Linked DNA regions of Homo sapiens: region 2 is linked to region 1. The links are chromatin loops, found by intact Hi-C in ENCODE. Cell type or tissue: dorsolateral prefrontal cortex. All regions are shown on one strand. Each heading gives the region's core, and the rest is flanking DNA. Links, peaks and the distances in the headings are about the cores only.

The links. Peaks named below come from ENCODE experiments on the same cell type or tissue, not always from the same donor. Only the 100,000 strongest peaks of a DNase experiment are listed, where the experiment ranks them.
Region 2: it touches region 1 in a loop (5-fold over the local background); 4 of 110 quality-filtered maps call a loop at or near these places.

What each region holds. Positions count from the first base shown.
Region 1 is chr11:22,291,058-22,301,912 of GRCh38, forward strand. All of the region lies in intron 3 of SLC17A6-DT (SLC17A6 divergent transcript), which reads right to left. Among named protein-coding and RNA genes, the nearest start is that of SLC17A6-DT, 42 kb to the right of the region's middle. In dorsolateral prefrontal cortex, for the core only: no CTCF peak of the experiment used is centred there; no DNase peak of the experiment used is centred there.
Region 2 is chr11:20,664,215-20,675,069 of GRCh38, forward strand. It overlaps NELL1 (neural EGFL like 1), which reads left to right and starts at 5,372. Exons shown (of 20, transcript NM_006157.5): 1 at 5,372-5,564. The coding sequence starts at 5,510. In dorsolateral prefrontal cortex, for the core only: CTCF peaks have their summits at 7,824 and 8,607 (motif pointing left); DNase peaks (open chromatin) are centred at 5,455, 5,886 and 6,997; H3K4me3 peaks cover 4,125 bases; H3K27ac peaks cover 2,903 bases; H3K27me3 peaks cover 5,457 bases.

The sequences.
Region 1 (10,855 bases), core at 898-8,897:
CTGTGTCCCCACCCAAATTTCATCTTGAAATATAGCTCCCATAATCCCCATGTGTCCTGAGAGGGACCCAGTAGGAGGTAACTGAATCATGGGGATGGGTTTTTCCCATGCTGTTCTCATGGTAATGAATAAGTCTCACAAGATCTGATGGTTTTTTAAAGGGCAGTTCCCCTGCATATGCTCTCTTGGCTACTGCCATATAAGACATGCCTTTGCTTCTCCTTCACCTTCCACCATGATTTTGAGGCCTCCCCAGCGATGTGGAACTGTGAGTCCATTAAAACTCTTTATTTTTTAATAAATTGCCCAGTCTTGGGTATTTCTTCACAGCAGTATAAAAATGGACTAATACAGAGAGTCAGAGAAGAAGAACCATTCAGCTCTCCTGAAACACTGCCATGGGTAGAGAAGTTGAAGCTTGCAGAGATATCCATGTGATGTGCTAAAGTGAGACTAGGAAGGAAAACTAATGAAGAAGTCTATGGGGAAGTGTTACAATTGTCTAGCTATTCTTTTTTTTTTTTTTTTAAATTATACTTTAAGTTCTAGGGTACATGTGCACATTGTGCAGGTTACTCACATATGTATACATGTGCCATGGTGGTGCGCTGCACCCACTAACTCGTCATCTAGCATTAGGTATATCTCCCAATGCTATCCCTCCCCCATCCCCCCACCCCACAACAGTCCTCAGAGTGTGATATTCCCCTTCCTGTGTCCATGTGAGCTCATTGTTCAATTCCCACCTATGAGTGAGAATATGCGGTGTTTGGTTCTTTGTTCTTGCGATAGTTTACTGACAATGATGTTTTCCAATTTCATCCATGTCCCTACAAAGGACATGAACTCATCATTTTTTATGGCTGCATAGTATTCCATGGTGTGTATGTGCCACATTTTCTTAATCCAGTCTATCACTGTTGGACATTTGGGTTGGTTGCAAGTCTTTGCTATTGTGAATAATGCTAGGCATTACCATTCAGGACATAGGCATGGGCAAGGACTTCATGTCTAAAACACCAAAAGCAATGGCAACAAAAGACAAAATTCACAAATGGGATCTAATTAAACTCAAGAGCTTCTGCACAGCAAAAGAAACTACCATCAGAGTGAACAGGCAACCTACAAAATGGGAGAAAATTTTTGCAACCTACTCATCTGACAAAGGGCTAATATCCAGAATCTACAATGAACTCCAACAAATTTACAAGAAAAAAACAACCCCATCAAAAAGTGGGTGAAGGACGTGAACAGACACTTCTCAAAAGAAGACATTTATGCAGCCAAAAAACACATGAAAAAATGCTCATCATCACTGGCCATCAGAGAAATGCAAATCAAAACCACAATTAGATACCATCTCACACCAGTTAGAATGGCGATCATTAAAAAGTCAGGAAACAACAGGTGCTGGAGAGGATTTGGAGAAATAGGAACACTTTTACACTGTTGGTGGGACTGTAAACTAGTTCAACCATTGTGGAAGTCAGTGTGGCGATTCCTCAGGGATCTAGAACTGGAAATACCATTTGACCCAGCCATCCCATTACTGGGTATATACCCAAATGACTATAAATCATGCTGCTATAAAGACACATGCACACGTATGTCTAGCTATTCTTTCTATGAATCTGCAGCCAAGAATCATACACAAACTTGGAGCGCGCTGCTGGTCAGGAATAGTTGGACATGGAGTGAAAAAGAGTGAGGAGAGCATAGAGCCCACTAGACTCCAATTTGCATGTCCTTTATCACATCTGTCCTCAAAGACCAGAAAGAAGTCTTTCTGTTGCTTCACCTCTGTTTGCTTCTTGTGCAAATCTAACCTGATACCAGATAAAGAAAAGACTTCTGGGCAGTGCAGTTCCAGCTTCACTTAGTAAGGCTACTGGCCATTTGAAGAAAATGATTAATAAAACACACACAATGTGCTTTCATTAAATGTTGTGCTCAATAAGGAAAAGGAATTTCTTTACAAGTACATTCTAAACACTAACAAAATCTGGTCAAATACCAAGCCCCACCCAAAAAACAAACAACAACAACAACAAAAAACAGCAAATTTCAAATGACCAATATAAATCAGATGATTTTCTCTGTCCACAATAAAATGAAATTATAAAAAATAAAAAGATGGCTACAAAAATTATGTAACAAATCTTGAAATAACACAAAAAAGTAATCAAAGCAAAGTTTAGAAGATAATTTTTAATTACATTGTACCAAAAATACTGTACAGCTCAAATTTTGTGGGATACACTAAATATATTTTGTGGTGGTTTTAGAAGAACTGTATAGCATTTAATTAGGCTATTAAAAAAAGACAGGAAAAAGAAGCATCTAAAGAAGTTAGAGAACAGAAATATAAACAAAGTAAAAGGAAGGGAAAATCATTTTAAGAGGAGAAGTTAATGAAAAGTATACAGAAAACAATATCCTTAATGGGAACATATTAGACTTGTTCTCTTTATAATTAGCAATAAGAAAGCACAATTCCAGCAATAATAGCTCAGTTTTTCAGACTATTGCAACCCCAAGAACCACTAGAAAAACTGGGTAACATGTTTTTTAAAATGATTAAAAGCATCCGAAAAATATAAGACAAAGGGTTTTTATAGAAACAATAACTAGGAGAGAAAAGCAGAGAAGTAAGCCTGTTTTTTGTGACAATATTTTCCCTTGAGGAAACTGTAGATTCAAGAGGTAAAAAAAAGGCTGAAAGGGAGGTTCTGTGGAGCTTTCAACAGATTTATATCTTGGGAGAAATATTTAGGGTCTAGCAAGTATAGAAAGCCCTGGTAAAATTTCAGTACTTTCTGTGGAGACATTAAATATAAAGACACAGAAGGGTTGAAATGAACATAATGTGGAAAAAAAAAATTCCTTGGAAACACTAAAATAAGATAAAATTGATCTATACTAACATCAGACAAAGTAGAATGTGAGGCAAGGTGTAATAGTAGAGATTGAGATATTGTATAATGATAAAGTGATGAATTTAAGAAGAATGCATAACTAATCTAAACATGTATTTAATAACATACAGGAAAACGTATCAAGAAATGTTGACAGAACTGAGAGATGGTAAACCCACCATTTTTTATTTATTTATTTATTTTTGAATTGGAGTCTGGCTCTGTCGCCCAGGCTGGAGTGCGGTGGCGCAATCTCGGCTCACTGCAAGCTCCGTCTCCCGGGTTCATGCCATTCTCCTGCCTCAGCCTCCCGAGTAGCTGGGACTACAGGTGCCCGCCACCACGCCCGGCTAATTTTTTTGTATTTTTAGTAGAGACGGGGTTTCACCGTGTTAGCCAGGATGGTCTTGATCTCCTGACCTCGTGATCTGCCCACCTCAGCTTCCCAAAGTGCTGGGATTACAGGTGTGAGCCATCACGCCTGGCCAAACCCTCCATTTTATCTGGAGATGTTAACATGCTCTTAATGACTGATAGACCACCAGAAACAAATGCAATAGGATATGGAATATTTAAACTGTACAATCAATCAATTTGACAACTGACAAATACATATATATGCATATATAATGTATATACACACACATATATATACATACAAACATGACAAATAACATGCAACAATGGCAACATGCACATTTTTAAGTGTACATGGAAGATTTCCAAAATGAAACATATCCTGGACCTTAAGGCAGATGAAATTAATTTCAAAGGACTGAAGTCATTTAGAGTATTTCTCTGACTATAGTGAATTAAACTAGAACTCAATAGCAGAAAGATAACTAGAAAATCACCAAAATGTTTGGAAACTAAGCAAGCAAAACACAGTTCTCAATATATATGGATCAGAGAAGAAATCTCAATGCATATTAGATAACATTTGAAAATAAAAATGAATATTTACATTTTCAAATTTGTTGGAATCAGCTAAATCACTGTTTTTAGAGAATTCAAGTGTGTGAAAAAAATTCACGCAGAGGGGTGACTCAGCGTGAGGTTTCAAAGGCCAAGCAGATCAAAGAGACTTTGTCAAAAATGGGGCACCCCAGAGTAGGGGTCACAAAGCCCAAACAGACTTTGCCAAAAAAGGGGCACCCAGAGTAGGGGTCTCAAAGCCCAAACAGAGTGAGGTTGGTGAATTCATGGGAGAACAGCTTGATTCGGGGAGTTAGTCCAGGAATGGTAGGAATGGCATAAGTGCATTCACACAGGATGAAGGTGGTCCTGGCTGTAGGTATTAGATCCTAAAAGGGTGAGGAGGGCATCTATGCAATGCCAAGCCAGCATAGAGAGTCAGAGCCCAAACCCGGTGATGATCACATCCCTGAAAAAGTGTAGCCTGGAGGAAGAAATGAGAGTCAGATTGTGGCAAGGAGTGTGGATACACATGCTGGTAACATGACATGGAGTTTTGGGGCCCAACTGATGTGAAGAGAGTACCCACATAGTCCTGACACTGGGCTGAGGGAAGGGAACTTGTCATGACCTGACATAGTGTGATGGAGCTGGACGGGGTGAGCTGCGACTCACACAGGTAGCCAAATTATCTGGAAGTGTCGGAAACAATGTGAAGCATTACGAGGATGGGACGCCATTCTTGCAGGCTGTGATAGTGGTGGCTGATTTGAGGTTTGGGGCTCAGAGAGGAATGAGGAGGTCATGCACATTGAGGAAGGGGTGGTAGAGGTGGTAGGAGTGATGGGAGAGATAGGTTATATAAAAAGGCTTAATCAAGTATGTGAAAACACTAAGGATATAGTCAGTTGGAGATGGGAGTTACAGATCTCTAAAGGAGAACCCTAGAACGACTCCTCTCGTGTTTGAAATTGGAGGTAATGGATAGAACTAAGGATTTTTCATATGTAGATATAGAAATAAATATAAATGTGAGTACATACACTCACATACAAAATGGCAAGACGGGGGCAGGCAATGTCCAAGGTGACCCTGAAACATTTCGTTATGCTAGAAAGCAAGAAAATTCTCAAAGGATGATTCAACGTGTTGTAAAAAGAATATAGGAGCCAGCTTTAAAATGCATAACCTGAATTTAATCATGAATAAACATTGAACAAACCCAACCCGAAGGGCGTTCTACTAAATAACTCTAATTCTCAAAGTAGCAAAGACATAAAACTCATGAAAAGACTAACGAACTATCCCAGATCAAAGTATACTGAAGAAATTTGACAAATTTGGCAAACACAACGTGTCATTATGACCCAGATGTTTTTGCTACAAAAACCAAGATTGGTGTAATTGGTAATACTTGAACATTATCTGAGGATTAAATTGGAGAAATGTGTCAATGTTAATATCCTAATTTTGAAGGTTGTATTGAGTTTCTACAGAAACTGTATTTACAGGAAATACACACTAAAGAACTGTGAAGGAAAAAATAAATACTGGAATTATAAACAAAAAACTAATATGATAAAATGGGAGAATATACTTGCAAATCATGCATATGATAAGAGATTGGCATCTAAAAATATATAAGGAATGCAAACAAATCAATAGTAAGGAACAGATCACTAGATTTTTAAAATAGGTGAAGGATCTGAATAGACATTCTCAAAAGAATAATACAAATGGAAAGCAGATATATGAAAAATGCTCAAAATCACTGATCATAAGAGAAGTGCAAATTAAAATCACAATGACATATTACCTCAAACCTGTCAAATGGTTATCAAAAAGAGAAGAGATAACAAGTGTTATCAAGAATGTGGAGAAAAGGGAACACTTGCACACTGTTGGGGGTGGAGTGTAAATTAGGACAGCCATTACGGAAAACAGTATGGAAGCTCCTCAAAACATTAAAAATCGAACTATCATATGATCCAGCAATCCCACTACTGGATATGTATCCAAAGAAAATGACATCAGTATGTCAATGAGATATCTGCACTCCTATGTTCATTGCAGTACCGTTCACAATACCCAAGATATGGAATAAATCTAAGTGTCTATCATTGGAAGAATGGATAAAGAAAATGTAGTATATAAACACAACGTGATACTATTCATCCTTAAAATAGAAAGAAATCCTGCCACTTGCTACAACATGAATGAACTGGGATGACATTATGTCAAGAAAAATAAGGCAGGAATAAATAGACAAATACTACATGATCTCACTTATAAGTGTAGTATAAAATAGTTGAACTCATAGGAAGAGAGAGTAAAATGGTGGTTACCAGAGGCTGGGGCAGGTGGGGTATTGGGGAGATGTAGATCAAGGAACATGAAGTTAGACAGGAGACGTAAATTTAAGAGACCTGTTGTATGTCATGGCAATGAGCTAATAAATATATTGTGTAGCTGAAAATTGCTAAGAGAGTAGATTTTAAGTGTTTTCACCACAAAAAAGGTATGTGAGATAATGTCTATGTAGAATAGCTTGATAGAGTCATTCCACAATGCATACCTATATTAAAGCATTATATTGGACACCATAAATACATGCACACTTCACTTGTCAATTACAAAGAAAGAAAGAAACCTCTAATATAAATTGTTACCTAAGGGTGGTAGATGGACCCTTAAAAATAAAAATGGAAATACATCTTCTTTGATAGTAATGTTTTGATTTTTGAACCCTGTAAATATTTTAAACATAAAAAAGAGAGATCAAAATTTTTTAAAAAAATCACACTATATGTTGGAAATTAAACAAACTGAACAAAAGAAAAATAATTATTTCAAGTGATTTGGTGCATAGAATTCTGTGTATCCTTAGTGCGGTATGTTCTAAATATAAAAAGAACTGCAAAGATACCGCAAACTTCACTCTGTAGTTTTATTGTTGGTAGAAATGTTGGTATTTTGAGTTTGAAACTATTTCATTTATACAAACACATAAATATGTTTATATTAGGAATGAAAATTATCAATTAAAAAATAAAAATGTAAAATCAGTTTTTTAAGCTGTAATATTAAATTTGAAAGAGAACTGTCCACATGAACTCATGATTATTTAATGTCTTGCATATATCTACTGAAAGTGTCAAGAAGAAATTAGAACCTATTATAAATAAGGACATGTAGCACCCAGATCTTGGCTTCTAAATAGGTCTCCCCATTAAAAAAAAAAAAAAAAGAGATTGACTCCAAGTTTATGGAAGAAAATAAGATAAACCTTAAATTCATTTTTAAGGAGAAAGGAAAATTTAAGCACTGATGGATCACGTCAAAAGAGTCTGAGACAAGCCTGTGCAATGTGGCAAAACCCTGTCTCTACAAAATACTACAAAAATTACCCAGGTGTGGTGGCGCTCACTTATAGTCCCAGGTATTTGGGAGGCTGAGGTGGGAGACCTCTTGAGCCAGGTTGGGGCTTATGGGGAGGGGGCGGGGAGGGGAGTTGCAGTTAGCCAAGATCATGTCATGGCACTCTAGCCTGGGTGACAGAGCGAGACTCTGGCTCAACACAAACGCGCACACACACACACACACACACACACACACACACACAGAGTCAGCCTGAAGGAGAGCCTTATGGCCAAAGTTGAGAAAGTCTGAGCATCAAAAAACATACTAACTATATATGATTACAGCACATTGAATATATATATATATTGGGTCTATAAAACACTTAGAAAACTTAAAGAATGTCGGCTAATAAACTTGGAAGAAGTGATTTTAAAAATCACTATTTTGGGCCGGGCGAGGTGGCTCATGCCTGTAATCCCAGCACTTCAGGAGGCCGAGTCAGGCGGATCACCTGAGGTTGGGAGTTCGAGACCACCCTGACCAACATGGAGAAACTCCATCTCTGCTAAAAATACAAAATTAGCCGAGTGTGGTGGCACATGCCTGTAATCCCAGCTACTCGGGAGGCTGAGGTAGGAGAATGGCTTGAACCCGGGAGGCGAGCTTGCCGTGAGCCGGAGATAGCGCCATTGCACTCCAGCCTGGGCAACACGAGCAAAACTCTGTCTCAAAAAAAAGAAAAAAAAATCATTATTTTGCAGTCCTCTCATGTATTATCTGTGAAAGTATTGTCATTAATTGTTAAATATACTATATAGTAAAAGGGTTTGTGAGCAGAGAATATTTACATGGTGCCAAAGTATCACTTCACATACCGCTTGCTAATTGCAAAGAAAACTATGTATTTTTACAATGGAAAAATCTTATGGTTATCCACCTTTTCCTGATCATCAAACTTAGCATCACTAATTGTGGAACAACTTAAGATCATATTATACAATAAGATATAAAAATATAGTACAGAGCATAACATCTGAGGTATGTTTAGACTTCTAGTTTATAGGAACTCTAGGACATAGAAGCACAAACACGGTGAGGAACAATGAAACCAATGCAGAATATAGTATACTCCTATAAGACCTATAGCCATAAAAAAAAAGTAATGAAAAATGGAGGAGGAATGCAGTTGTAGATTAAAAGAGAACATGAGCCTTGATATAATATTGATATTTAAAAAGTGACACAAACTATAGACTTCAGGGTAGCTGAAGATAATAGTAGTGCCACCAGTCTGTCAATATTTTCTTCCAAAACAATACAAAACAGCAAAAAGAGAAAAGTAACTGTATACAAAATGCATGCTTTAGCATATCTTGAAGAAAGAGAATGGTTGAAATTTCACATTAACTGTGAGTAAAGGTAGAGAAGTCGCCAAATCCCAGTTAATGATCTTTCATATTCCTGCTCTACACCCATCCTACAGCAAGGCTTTACTGTGAACGAAGTTAGACCAGAAACAAACAAATGGAAAAACCACAGGGAAGACAAAATGAAAGCTATCAAAGGGGCCTAAGGTTGATGTAAAAGTGCTGCCCCCAAATTGAGTACATCAAAGCCTAAAAATACTCGAAAAGTGTCTGGGCAGGTCAGAACACAGAATGCAAGGAAGGGAGTTCAAAGAATGTGCTACTTCAAAAGAGCCTCATAACCATGACTCAAAATCCAAAGACACTGGATTGGCAAAAGATTGGTAAAGTTGATTTTGTAAAAAATTTTAAAAATGCATTACAAAGGTACCATAAGGGAAATGACCAACTGGGAGAAAATATTTGCAACTTAGACAAAGGACAAATATCTCTATTTCATAAAGAACCCTAAAAATTAAAGTACAGAGGACTGAGGGCCTATAGAAAAAATGGGACAAAGAAATGAACAGATAATTAATGAAAAATATATAAAAATGGTCCTCAAATATATGAAAAGTGTTGAACTTATAATTAGAGGAATGCAAATTGAAACAACACTGAGGCAGCATTTTTCACCTATCAGATTTGTAAACATTTAAGTTTGATGACGAACTTTTTATGAGGCTATGGGGAAAAAGGCACTCTTTTATGTTCCTAGTGAGATATAAACTGTACAACCCACTGAGAAGATAATTTATCGTTTAGCATTTTTTTTTTTTTTTTTTTTTTTTTTTTGAGACGGAGTCTCGCTCTGTTGCCCAGGCTGGAGTGCAGTGGCGCGATCTCGGCTCACTGCAAGCTCTGCCTCCTGTGTTCTCGCCATTCTCCTGCCTCAGCCTCCCGAGTAGCTGGGACTACAGGCGCCCACCACCACGCCTGGCTAATTTTTTGTACTTTTAGTAGAAACGGGGTTTCACCGTGTTAGCCAGGATGGTCTAGATCTCCTGACCTCATGATCCGCCCACCTCCAACTCCCAAAGTGCTGAGATTACAGGTGTGAGCCACCGTGCCCGGCCTATCGTTTTGCTTTTATTCCATTTGGGGGTTCTATTCTACATCCTGATTGATTTTAATTTCTTTTTATTTCAAGGTTTGTGAAATATTATCATGGTTGTAACACCCAACAAAACTACATATGCATTTATTTTTTTCACCTAGCATTTCTTCTTCTAGAAATCTATCCTAAAGACATATCTTGAACAATACAAAAATACATATGCAATAGGTTATTCTTTACAACACTGTTTATAATTGCAAAATATTAAAAACAGTATAAATGTTCATACATAGAACAGTGAGTGCTTAAGTAAACTGTAACACATCCACACAATGGAATATTATTCAGTTGTGTAAAAAAGAATAAAGAGATCTGTCTGAATGGATATGGAATGATTTGCAAGATACACAGTTATGTGAGAAAAGCAAAATCCAAAAGAGGTCCTGTGGTGTGCTACACTTGGTACAAAAGCGAATTGGATAAAAAACAAATATATATGTGTATCGTATATCTGCTAATTTTTGCAAAAGAAATAGAAGAATAAACCAGAAACTAATGATATTACTTACCTACAGGAAATGATGAGAATAGAATAAATATTTGGTAGAAGGAATGATGAGGAACAATGTTTTCCAGGCATACCTTTTCAATACCTCTGACTGTTATAAGTATGGTAATATTTCACAAACCTTGAAATTAAAAAAGAAAGAAGTCCATCAGGATGTAGGGTAGAAACTCCAGGTGGAATACAAATTTAAAAATAAACAACTATATTAAAAGTGAATAATAAATCCACTTTACAGGGCATGGGGAAGAAAAAAAATAACCTAAGTACCTGGAAAACAATGTAATTTGACTCTATACTGTAAGGCTAAATACAGAAAGAAGTATACTTACATATTATACTCTAGTTAGTAAATGTCTTTCTCACAGGAATATGACCTGGCAATTCTGAAATTATTTATGTATATACTAGAATTGAAAAATAAGTAAATATAATGTGGATAATGAGAATAGGGTTTATCACTGCCAGAGAAAGAAGTTATAAATAACAGAAAGAGAAAAGCAGAAATGAACTCTACGGTTTTAAGTCGGAACTAAAGGTAACAAAATACTCATGATAGATTAGATAAATGATAGACAAATATAAAAAATGTAGATGTGCATATTTTAATGTACATGCATATATTTTCTAGTTACGT
Region 2 (10,855 bases), core at 2,012-10,011, 1.6 Mb before region 1:
GACAAATAGTCAAACCATAGCACAGCTACTACAACACTATAATCTCTGCATCCATGGTCACATGGCATTCTCCCTGTGTCTCTGTCTTCCCATGGTATTTTTCTCTTATAAGGATATCAGTCACACCGCATTAGGGCCTATACTAACGACCTCATCTTAAGTTATTACATCTGCAAAAACCCAATTTCCAAATAAGCTCACATTCACAGGTACCAGGGGTTAGGACTTCAACTTATTCTTTAGAGCAGAGGGAAGGTATAGAATCCAATCTGTCACAGTGCTACTTTCTCATTTCCTCCTGTTTTATAAACTTATTGTGTTTATAATAAGTTGTATAAACTTATTATAAAATAAACTTATTATGTTTATAATAAGTTGTATAAACTTATTATGTGTCCACAATGTGAAGGTAGTTGTGAAGATAGTTGAAAGGCTGTTTGGACAAAGAAGAGTGGCTTCGGGAGGGGAATTCATTAGGCAGTAAATACAATAGAGGGTTTCTCATGCTTGGAACTGCTTTTAGCTTGCACGTTTAGTTTGGATACTAAAAAGGAGTCCTTCTTACTCTTCCTCTATGGGGTCTGCTGCCCCACATAGAGTCAGCAGTGGAGCAACTCTGGGGGACAGAGAGACAAGGCCTTCTGACTGTTGCCATGCTGACAGCCAATGAGAAGAGTTCATTCTCCATGCTGCTTCCTGGCAGAACATGCATTGATTCATTCATTCAACAACATTTAATGAGCTCCTAAAATGTGCTAGGCACTGTTCTAGGTGGAAATATACGTTGGTGAACAAGAAAGACAAAATTCCTATTCTTGTGGAGCTTGCATTATATTGTGTGTGTGGGGGGGACAGAACGAATAAGTAAACATATAAATCATATTATTTTAGACAATAACAAGCACTCTAAAAAATAAAGCAGGGTAAGGAGGCAGAGAATGTTGGGAGTAAAGTGAGAAGCTTCTTTAGGCAAGGTCTCCTCAAAGAGCTGACATTGAGACGAGATTTGAGTCAGTGAAAAGTGAACCTTCCAGGTAGAGGGGACAGCAAGTGCAAAGATCATGAGGATGGTATGAACTTGGAATGTTTAAGGAACAAGAAACACTGGAGTGAGTTAGGGGGAGAATGGGGAGAGAGGGACCTGGGAGGAGAAGCAGGGGTGATATAAGATGTTTGGATTTTACTAAAATATGATGGAAAACTCCAGGAGGAGTTTTGAGCAAGGGAGTGTGATATGATACATGTTACAAAACACAGACTATGACTGCTGAAGGTGGAGGTGACTGAATTATACGGGGCAAGAATGGAGGCAGAGAGAAGCATTGAGAGTCTATAGCTGTAGGCTATGGGAGAGATAATGATGGGTTGGAGGAAGGTGGGAGGAGACCTGGTGAGAAGAGAAATTTGACTGGGGATTTTTCTTTAAGGTATACTGACAGGGCTTGATGCCTTGTGTGTGGGGGCTAAGGGCAAGCAAGTCAAGGATGACCCTGGGTTATGTAGCTGGAGCACTTGGTGAAGGCTCATGCCATGTCCGTAGAAGTCAGCAGTGGAAATTTAAGACAAGGGAAAAGTCAAAAGTCCTTAGTTGGCCATATTACAATTTTTTGTCATGATCATTAAAGTATTTTAAAAAACAGCTTGAGATATAATTCACATACCATACAATCCACCCATTTAAAGTATACAATTCAATGGTTTTTACTATATTGTGAATATATGTGAGAGTTTTACATCCATCACCACAATCAAATTTAGAGCCTTTTCATTACCTCAAAAATAGCCCCTACACTTTTGAGCCATTACCCCCTAATCCTACCTCCCTGGCCCCAAGCCCTAGACAACCACTAATCAGATGTTTTGTCTCTATATATTTGCCTCCTGACTTTTCATAGAAATGAAATTGTATAATATATGGTCCCTTGTGACAGGCTTTTTTTCACTTAGTGTGAGGTTTTCAAGGTCAATGTTGTAGTATGTGTCAATGCTTCATGTCTTTTTATTGCTGAATAATATTCCATTATATAGGCATACCACATTTTATTTATCCACTTATTTGTCAATGGACATTTAGGTTGTTCCTACTTTTTGGCTATTTTGAATAATGCTCTAAACATTTATGTACAAGTTAGTATATGGACATATGTTTTCATTTACCTTGTGTGGATATTAGGGATAGAGTTGCTGTACAGCAACTCTATGTTTAACTGTTTAAAGAACACTTTACATTCTAACTAGCAGTATATGAGTTCCAATTTCTCCACATCCTCACCAACATTTATTATCTATTTTATTCTAGCCGTCCTAGTGGATGTGAAGTGATATCTCACTGTAGTTTTGACTTGCATTTCCCAGATGGCTAATGATGTCGAACATCTTCTCATGTCTTTATTGGCCGCTTGTATATATACTTTGGAGTAATATCTATTCAGATCTTTTGCCTATTTGCAAATTGGACCTTTTATTGTCTTGTATTATCTAGTTGTAATAGTTTTTTAGTAGATACAAGTTCCAATCAGATATGTCTTGCAAAGATACTTTTCCATCGGTTGTTTTTTTTACTTCATTGATGGTGTACTTTGAAGTGCAAATGTTTTTAATTTTGATGATGTGGCCATATTATATTCAAGATGTCTAATAGGTAGTTAGAGATGTAGGCCTGGGGTTCAAAATAGAGGCTGGGGATAGAGATGCATATTTGAGAGTCATCCCTGCACAGATATTTAAATCCATGAGGTGGGATGAGCTTAATAGGGAGGGAGTGTGGCGGGAAGGGAAGGGTTGAGGAGTGAGTCCTGGGGCTCTCCAACATTTAGAGGTCAGGAAGAAGAGGCAGAGGGATAATCAAAGACAACTACTGGCTCCTGAAGAACCCATGGAGGTAGGCCATCCTGAAGGGGAGGGTGGACTTGGGATCTGGCATCAGGTAAGATGTTTCAGTGTGGCTTCCACCGAACACAGGTCTCACTGTAACATTCCACCACCAAGTACATACATAGCCATGTGTCCCTTCATTGTCACTAGAGAAACTTGCTGGGCCCATTCTATGAAGGTCACCTTAGCTTAACAGACCTACACACTCAAAATCCCCACTCAAGGGTTGCACTTATAGGAGGAGATTGCAGTACTTAGTTATCTAGAAAAGATTTATGACCTTGTTGAGATTAACTCTTGTTACTGTTAATGGATGTTATGCTGCAAAGCTATGACAGAACATATGTCTTGCTTTATTTTTTAATGGAACAAGCTAAAAGTCCCATCCCACAGGACCAGCTAATTACACAGAGACTTTAAAGATAGAGAGCTCTGAAGATCTTACCCAGACCACCTTTTCCCCTTGCTGGGGTCACTGTACTTTTAAGGATTCTGGGCTTTCTGAAATCAATAAAAGGGCCTTGGAAACAACAGTCCAAAGCAACTCAAGGCTGTTCCTGCTGAGGTGTACTTAAAGACTGCAGAGGAGAGACAGGAAATGGCTCTTATAATACAACATGGTGTATGGTGTCCTTGTCCACAAGGCCCAACAAGACTTGGGAAATCCTATTCTCTTCAAGATGTGTGATTTTAATGTTAGCTTTAAATGCAACACGCTCCGGGTGGAAGGAAAAACACGTGGACTCTGTTAGTGAAAATACAGAGTCAAGGCAGACAGATTTCCTTTGGGTCTTAGCCGAATCTGAGTTGGAGTCAGCTGACATCAGTTTACCTCTTAATCATTCAGCTCAACTTCTGGATTGTGCAGTAGACTTCTTGAGCTGGAATTTACCTGCTTGTTCACTTTCTTTTTCATCTGCCAAAGGACCACAACATAAAGGGCCAAATGGGACAGTGGCTTGCACACAGAAATATCCAGAAAAATAGGGCAGAGACCAGAACAGCATGCTAGTAAAGCCTTCTCTCTTAATAAGCTGCGCTGATTTGGTGAACTTCACTGGGGCTCCTGGGGTCAAAGTTGTGTAGGGGTTAAGGATATAGGAAGTGAAAGTGGGTGCAAGTGAGAAGGGCACGTTCTTATTAGTGAAGAGGATTCTGAAACGTTGGAATTGGTTTCCAGGAAACGAGGGACGGCTGTTCTGAGGTTTCCTTGGACTCCTCTGGGATCCCTGTTGTGAATATCAAAGGAGTACTGCTGGTGAGGGGGAGCGGGGGCTTCAGAGAGAGTGGGAAGACTGAGCAAGCTAAGTGGAGTTCATTTGGTATAAATCAGAGGCTGTCATTTCAGATTTCATGACTCTACATATCCAGTTATAAATAACGTTCCTAGGTGTTAGTAGGACAAATAGGAAGTGGGACAGAAGTCTTAAATTTGGGGGATCTTCATAGGGAAGGTCAGGTCCTGAAAGGGTCGCATAGAGGGGAGAGGACCCATTCTCTTCTTGCCGGCAAGTAGAAAACAAAGCCCAGCCCAGCTTTTCTCTCCAGAGAATGTTGTGGTGGGAGAGGGAAAAGAAGGTGGAGGTCCCGGAGGAATTGCACATGGGGCCAAAATGTGACTATGAAAGAAGAGTGGGCTTTTGATAATACCATTAAGAAAATCACGCAAGAAAGAAAAAAAGATGGTTAGGAATTACCCCTATGTGGCAGCATCTGCCCTGCAGAATGAGAAGGTTTGCAAATAGACTTCCCAAACCCCAACCACAGCTCGCTCCGCCTCGAGGACCCCTTTTCTGCACCCCCACCTCAGCGCCCTCTTCCTGCACCCACAAAGAGAGTACTCAGTCATAGGGGTTCAACAGGAGAGAGGAGACAGAAGGTACAGGCGGTGAGCAGGGACTCAGCCATCATCCCCCTCAGGTCCCTCCCCACCCAGTTGACAGAGCGAATCCCGAGTAATTGTTTTCCGAGGGGGTCCGTGCGCGCTCGGTGGCGCCGCCTCGGTCTGGGTTCCCCCGAGGAAAAATACCCACCCGCGAGGGCTCGGCGGCTTTTCGACTCGGCGGGGATGAACTGTGGCAACTTCGGCAGCCCCCACCGCGGTGCGGAAGTAAAGAGGGCAACATTGGCGACTGCGGCTCGGAGGGGCTGGAGCGCGTGAAGCCGTGGGGGCGCCGTGCGCCTCCCGCTCTCTCGTTTCGGCCGCAGGTCCTGGGACTCCGACTTCGGTGCTCCGGGTGATAGCGGCTGCGGCGCCTGCAGTCCAGATCCTCGCAGTTCTGCGGGCGAAGGAGGCGAACGGAATCGGCCCCCAGTGGGGAGCGCAACAAGCCACAGTAGCCAAACCCCGCGCTCCTGCCCGGGCTCCCAGACGAACGCAGCCGCAGCGGGGGGCCGGGCCCCGAGCCCCACGCCGCCGCCGCCGCGCCAGCGGTGGGGGGCGGGCTGGGGGCGGGGCGGCCGGGGCTGCCTTCCCGGGCGCATATGCGAGCGCAGCACCCGGCGCTGCCGAGCCACCTCCCCCGCCGCCCGCTAGCAAGTTTGGCGGCTCCAAGCCAGGCGCGCCTCAGGATCCAGGCTCATTTGCTTCCACCTAGCTTCGGTGCCCCCTGCTAGGCGGGGACCCTCGAGAGCGATGCCGATGGATTTGATTTTAGTTGTGTGGTTCTGTGTGTGCACTGCCAGGACAGGTAAGCATGACTGTGGCGGTTAGAGGGATCCGGGAAATGGGGGTGCCCACAGACCACGGCGGCGTGGGGAGACCTGGAGCCGAGCTTTGCGCTGGTCTGGGGAACGGCGGTAGCGTGGACCGGTTCCTGGGATCTCTTTGCCCTGCTCGGAGTGACAGGGTGAAAATAGGGACTCACGGGCTTGAAGATGTCCCCGTTGAGTGCCCCTTCTCAGGGGACCCGGCCTCAGGGGCGCAGGAGTGAGGGGCGCGGCCGAGTAGGCGCACCCTCTTGCTGCTAGTAACCGGCTTTCCGTCCCAGGGAGTCGAAACCCGCAGCAGGGCGGGCCCGCGTGCCCCGAGTTCCCGAACTTGTAAGGTGCTGTGGAAACCACTCTCGCCGACCCCCGCCAGGCTGGGAAGGGGTAGCTGCGGGAGTCGCACCCGCAGAGGGAGCGCTTCCGGCTGGCGGGCGCGGCCGGGGCCCGGGAGGGCGCGGTGCGGCGAGGGCAGAGAGCTGCGGGAGAACCCTGGGATCCCGCGATCTCCTCCTGTGCCTTCCTGACTACCCAGGAGAACTCCAGGAGTATTCTCCTCCGCCTGTCTTTGCTCCCAAGGGCTGGGCGAACAATTATCTGAGGGAAATAGAGCAGTGGAGACAATCTGGGGAAATTTTCTCAAGCTCAAACCAGTTTTCTCTTGCCATAATCGCAGGGTTCCGTGTGGGGAGGGGGGAGCAAGGATGACGCTTGATTGTCTGAAGTCCCCACTTCGTTCTGCCTCCGGAGACGCAGTTGTGAGGACTCTCAGCGCATCTTCTTCCTTCTGCTTCCACCGGCTCCCTTGCCCAAAAGTCCCCTGGGGTTCGGAGACTGGCTTGCAGCCGCCTTCTTCAAAGAGCTAGTAGTAGATGCGGGGAGACTGGGGTGAGGTGAGGTGGGGTGAGATGTAGGAAATTGGCAAAAATAGGGCCTGTCAACTGGGGGGAGTGTCGGAGGTTTGCAATCCTACCCAGCCATCCTCCGTACGCGCTGCACCCCAGAATCTGTGTGGTCATTCCCTTTCCCTTTATTCTCCCCCCTTTACCATCCTTATTTCCTTCTTTAGAGGCGTGGCCTTCTCTCTAGGCCAAAGAGCAAGTTCATCTGGAGAGGGCTAAGAAGGGGCGTCTGCACTTGGTTGGCTCAAAAGTTCCCTCCGCTTGCGCCCAGGCGCCCCTCTTTGGCAGTTAGCCCGCTGGAAGATCTAGCGTCTAGGAGCTTTCAGAGGGCCCTTCCCACTTCCCCAGGACTGAGCAGGCAGCGGCTTTCGTCTGGTTAAGAATGTTGAATATGGATTTCTCAAGGGACAAAAGAAACCTCCCATTCCGTTCCTTACCTCTATCCGAGCTTCCCAGGCTGCGGAGACGCCAAGGCTCAGTCTAGCTTAGAATAGTTGCTTCTTGAGTTCAGGCCCATCCGGATGGGTTAGTCTTTTAAAACCAGGACACGCTGAAGGAGTGCGCGCACCCCAGGAAGATCAGGACAGGCAAGACTAGTGCAGAGCGTGGGCTACTGGCTCTGAGCGCGAGAGTCTGGTGCTCGTGGACATCTTACAGAGGAACCGCAGACAGGAAGAAGCTAGGTAGGGAGGGGGCAACCCGTTAGTGAGTTCACATCCCTAAGTGCACATCACTACGGAATATGCCTAAATCCTTTGTTCTCATTACTCCTTTGAAAAGTCGCCAAAGTACCCTTATCACGGAATGGAACGTGTTTCAGGGTTCATTGCTTGTGGAAGGGGTCTTTAAGAACAGGTATTTTCCCTCTTTCCACTTCCAATCCCCTTTAAATCTTGTAAAAATTTCGTTGTAGGGGAAGATTCATTCATGTCTTTACTCATTCAACAAACGATGTCTTGCTGGGTGCCAGGATTTCTTATGCAAAGAGGAAATGACAGTCCTTGACTTCTAGGAACTTAAAGCTCAGCTGGGAATCTAGATAGAAACTGGCAGGCATTTTAATTTTACAGATTGATGGGGGGGGTGGTGGAGAGGTAGGAGTATAAGTTTGTATTAAGGAAATGTGGAGGAGAGACAGTTTGAATTAATTCTAGGGAGGAGTGGTGGTCAGGGATTTGAGAGATGTACCTTCAAGGCTTTCTAGGGAGTTTTCCAGGTGGACAAAGTGGGAAGGCATTCTTGGCAGAGGGAGCAGATTCAGCAAAGGCAGGGAAGCATGGAAGGATCTGACCCACTGGTTGTGGCTGTTGCCTAGGGAGCTTGGGTTCTCAATGTCACTTGGCACTATTTGAACACTAGAGGCCGCATATTTCTTCTACACACATTATCGGAAGAATCAGAGAGACGGGGGAATTACCTCTCAATTTGTACACTTAAAGTATCTTGTAGCTTGAGAGGGTATAAGCGGTAGCTTTCTGGAGGCAGCCCTCTGATTCTGTGCAGAAATCATTTCCACATCATCCATCCACCCTCTTCTTAGGTAACAAAGGCTGGCTTGTGATTATCAGCATCCAAACAGCTGCGTTGAAAGTTTCTTTGTCAAGTGGGACAATTGTTGTCTGGGCTGTTAACAGTCCTAGATGAAATAAACATGTGGTTCACTTAGTGAGCTGCTCAGATATCACCGGCTTTTAATGGAACTGAGTAGATGATATCAGGCACATTTTAATTAAAGCAAGACTGCAGTGCAGACACAGTTGCATATGAAAAGATCTAATGATAGGTGTCATGAGGAGCTGCTTAAATCTGCCTTGTTCAGAGAACTTGTTTTAGAGTGCAAAGTGGAGTCAAGACGGGAGGTGCCATTCTCCAGTTCTTGTTATTTCTGGTTGAGAAATAATTCAGAGATTTTCAGGTACATCACTAATAATGAAAATTTAGAAGGCTACAATAATAGCAGTAATAACACACTATCTCTATGAGTTTTCACCAATGCTTTGGCAGTGTGAATAATTGAAAACTCAATAATTATTCCCACATTGCTTTCCAGTTTGTTTTGGTCACCAGGGCAGAGGGTGAAGGGAGTACCTACACCTGCAAAGCCCCTACTGACCAAGTGAATGTCTTTTGCTGCCACCTGCTGGAAAGGAGAGAATTTTTTTTTTTTTTTTTGAGATGGAGTTTTGCTCTTGTTGCCCAGGCTGGAGTGCAGCGACATGATCTCGGCTCACCACAACCTCTGCCTCCTGGGTTTAAGTGATTCTCCTGCCTCAGCCCCCCCCCCCCCCCCCGAGTAGCTGGGATTACAGGCATGCACCACCACGCCTAGCTAATTTTGTATTTTTAGTAGAGATGGAGTTTCTTCATATTGGTCAGGCTGGTCTCGAACTCCTGACCTCAGGTGATCTGCCCGCCTCGGCTTCCCAAAGTGCTGAGATTACAGGTGTGAGCCACTGCGCCTGGCCAAGAGATTTTCTTTTGGAAGGAACTCTCAGGTGGATCATTAATTATGAATTGAATAATGGAACTGTGAACATGAGCCCCCAGCCTCCAAGGATCATGGAAAATACTGGCCAGCTTGGAACAGGCATAGAGCATATTCTTCAAGAAAATTGCTTTTGGGGTATTAAGGACCTTCGTAGGTGCCCAGGGGCCCAAACCTGATTAAGTGGTTGTGAAATTCTGTGGTTAAATGAGCTCTTGGAGCATTTTTTTAGTCTGCATGGTCCAGAGGAAAACAGCTTCCACCATGGACAATGAGCAGGAGTAAATTTAAAGTCAGCCAGACCCAGGAGGATTTGCTGGAAAGCCTATGTCTGGGACCCCAAAGGTGAACTGAGTGGGCTGTGGGCCCGAGCATTCCCTGGGTGGGGGTGAGGAGCAGCCAATAGCAGCAGTAGCAGCAGGTATCTTTGTTAGGGTGGAGTTTCTGAATCCTAGTCAGGCCTCAAGTGCCTCTGTGACATTGACATGCTGCCTTCCAGGTTTTTAAAATATTTCTTCCCCAGGAGCTTTTCATCTTGCTTAATTGTAATTCCCAATTTTAGCCATTTGTAGAGCCGTTATGTCCAAAGTAGAGAACTTTAATTGAGTTTCCTAGGAAAGGGCAGGAGCTCCATGCTTGGACAAGAAGCAGAAACAATACATTTTTTTTTTTTATGAGACCACACTCACACTACATAAGGTTCAAGACAGCCCATGTCAATGCTGCCTTATTAATAGGTTTTCTGATTCCCTAGGCAGTATGCAAAATGCTATCCTTTATACATCCTGCTATGGGCACGAGGCATTTTCATCCTGGTGGGGACCAATTAAAGGCAGAGAAGAAAACTATCCAGAAGCCTAATTGATTTCTCTTTTTTTGGCTCTGTTTTTATGAGGTGTTTTCATAATAAAAGCAATACACTTATCTTAAAGCCAGAGAAGCTCCTTCACTTTTGAGTTGCGGGCAGGGAGTTGGGGAGCGAATATACATGTCATATATGGATTTTACTAGCAAACCCAGCGTGAGAGGCCCTTCTAAGTCACTTGGGCATGGATAAGGGCTGGGAGGAAAGGGGCCATCTGTACCTTTTTTATGATTCCAGTGGAATTGAGGACCAGGGAGCTGGAGTGGTCTGGAGAACTGGTCTTATTAAAGACAGATGAAACAACCCCCAGCTGGGCACCACCTATGTGCCAGATGGAGCTGTTGAAGTGTGAATATAGTTTCCCCGAGTCCTCATGAGTCTGGTGTAACAGGTACCAGTATCTTTTTACACACGGTAACCCAAAACATGAAATTTCCTACAGCAGAAGATATGAAGCCACCCGTGTTATCGCTGATATGGAGAACTAGAGTTCTGAAGTCTCTGCTTCAGCAATCCCTTCAGGGAGGCAGGTATTAACGTTCCTATTTTATGGATGAGGAAACTGAGGCTTGATAAATGAATGCTTTTCTTAAGGGCACAGGGTTAGTAGAGGGAAGAGACTGGACTGAAACTGGATCTCAGTTTAGTGTTGTTTCCACAATACTTTCTGGATTGAGGGCACTGTGTTCTCATTTGGGGGTGGGGATTCAAGGATACCATTGGGGTGTTCTGCTAGTTCTACAGAGTTTGTTTGGGTGGTTGAAGCCTTGCCCAATTAATTGCAGGGCTCTTAGTCTGGGAGATTTGAGCGTCTTAAGGATGCCATCGTAGAAGGTCTTTAGTCCCTGCATCGGTCAATATTGTCATAATAATTTTGTATAACAAATAACCCCAAACTCAGTGGCTTAAAGCAAACCATTGATTTTGGTTCACATATCTGTAAATTGTGTTTGGGGTTGGCTTATCTAGGCTGCATTTGGCTGGGCTTGGTTTCAAACTCAGGTAGGCTGCCCGCTCCACATG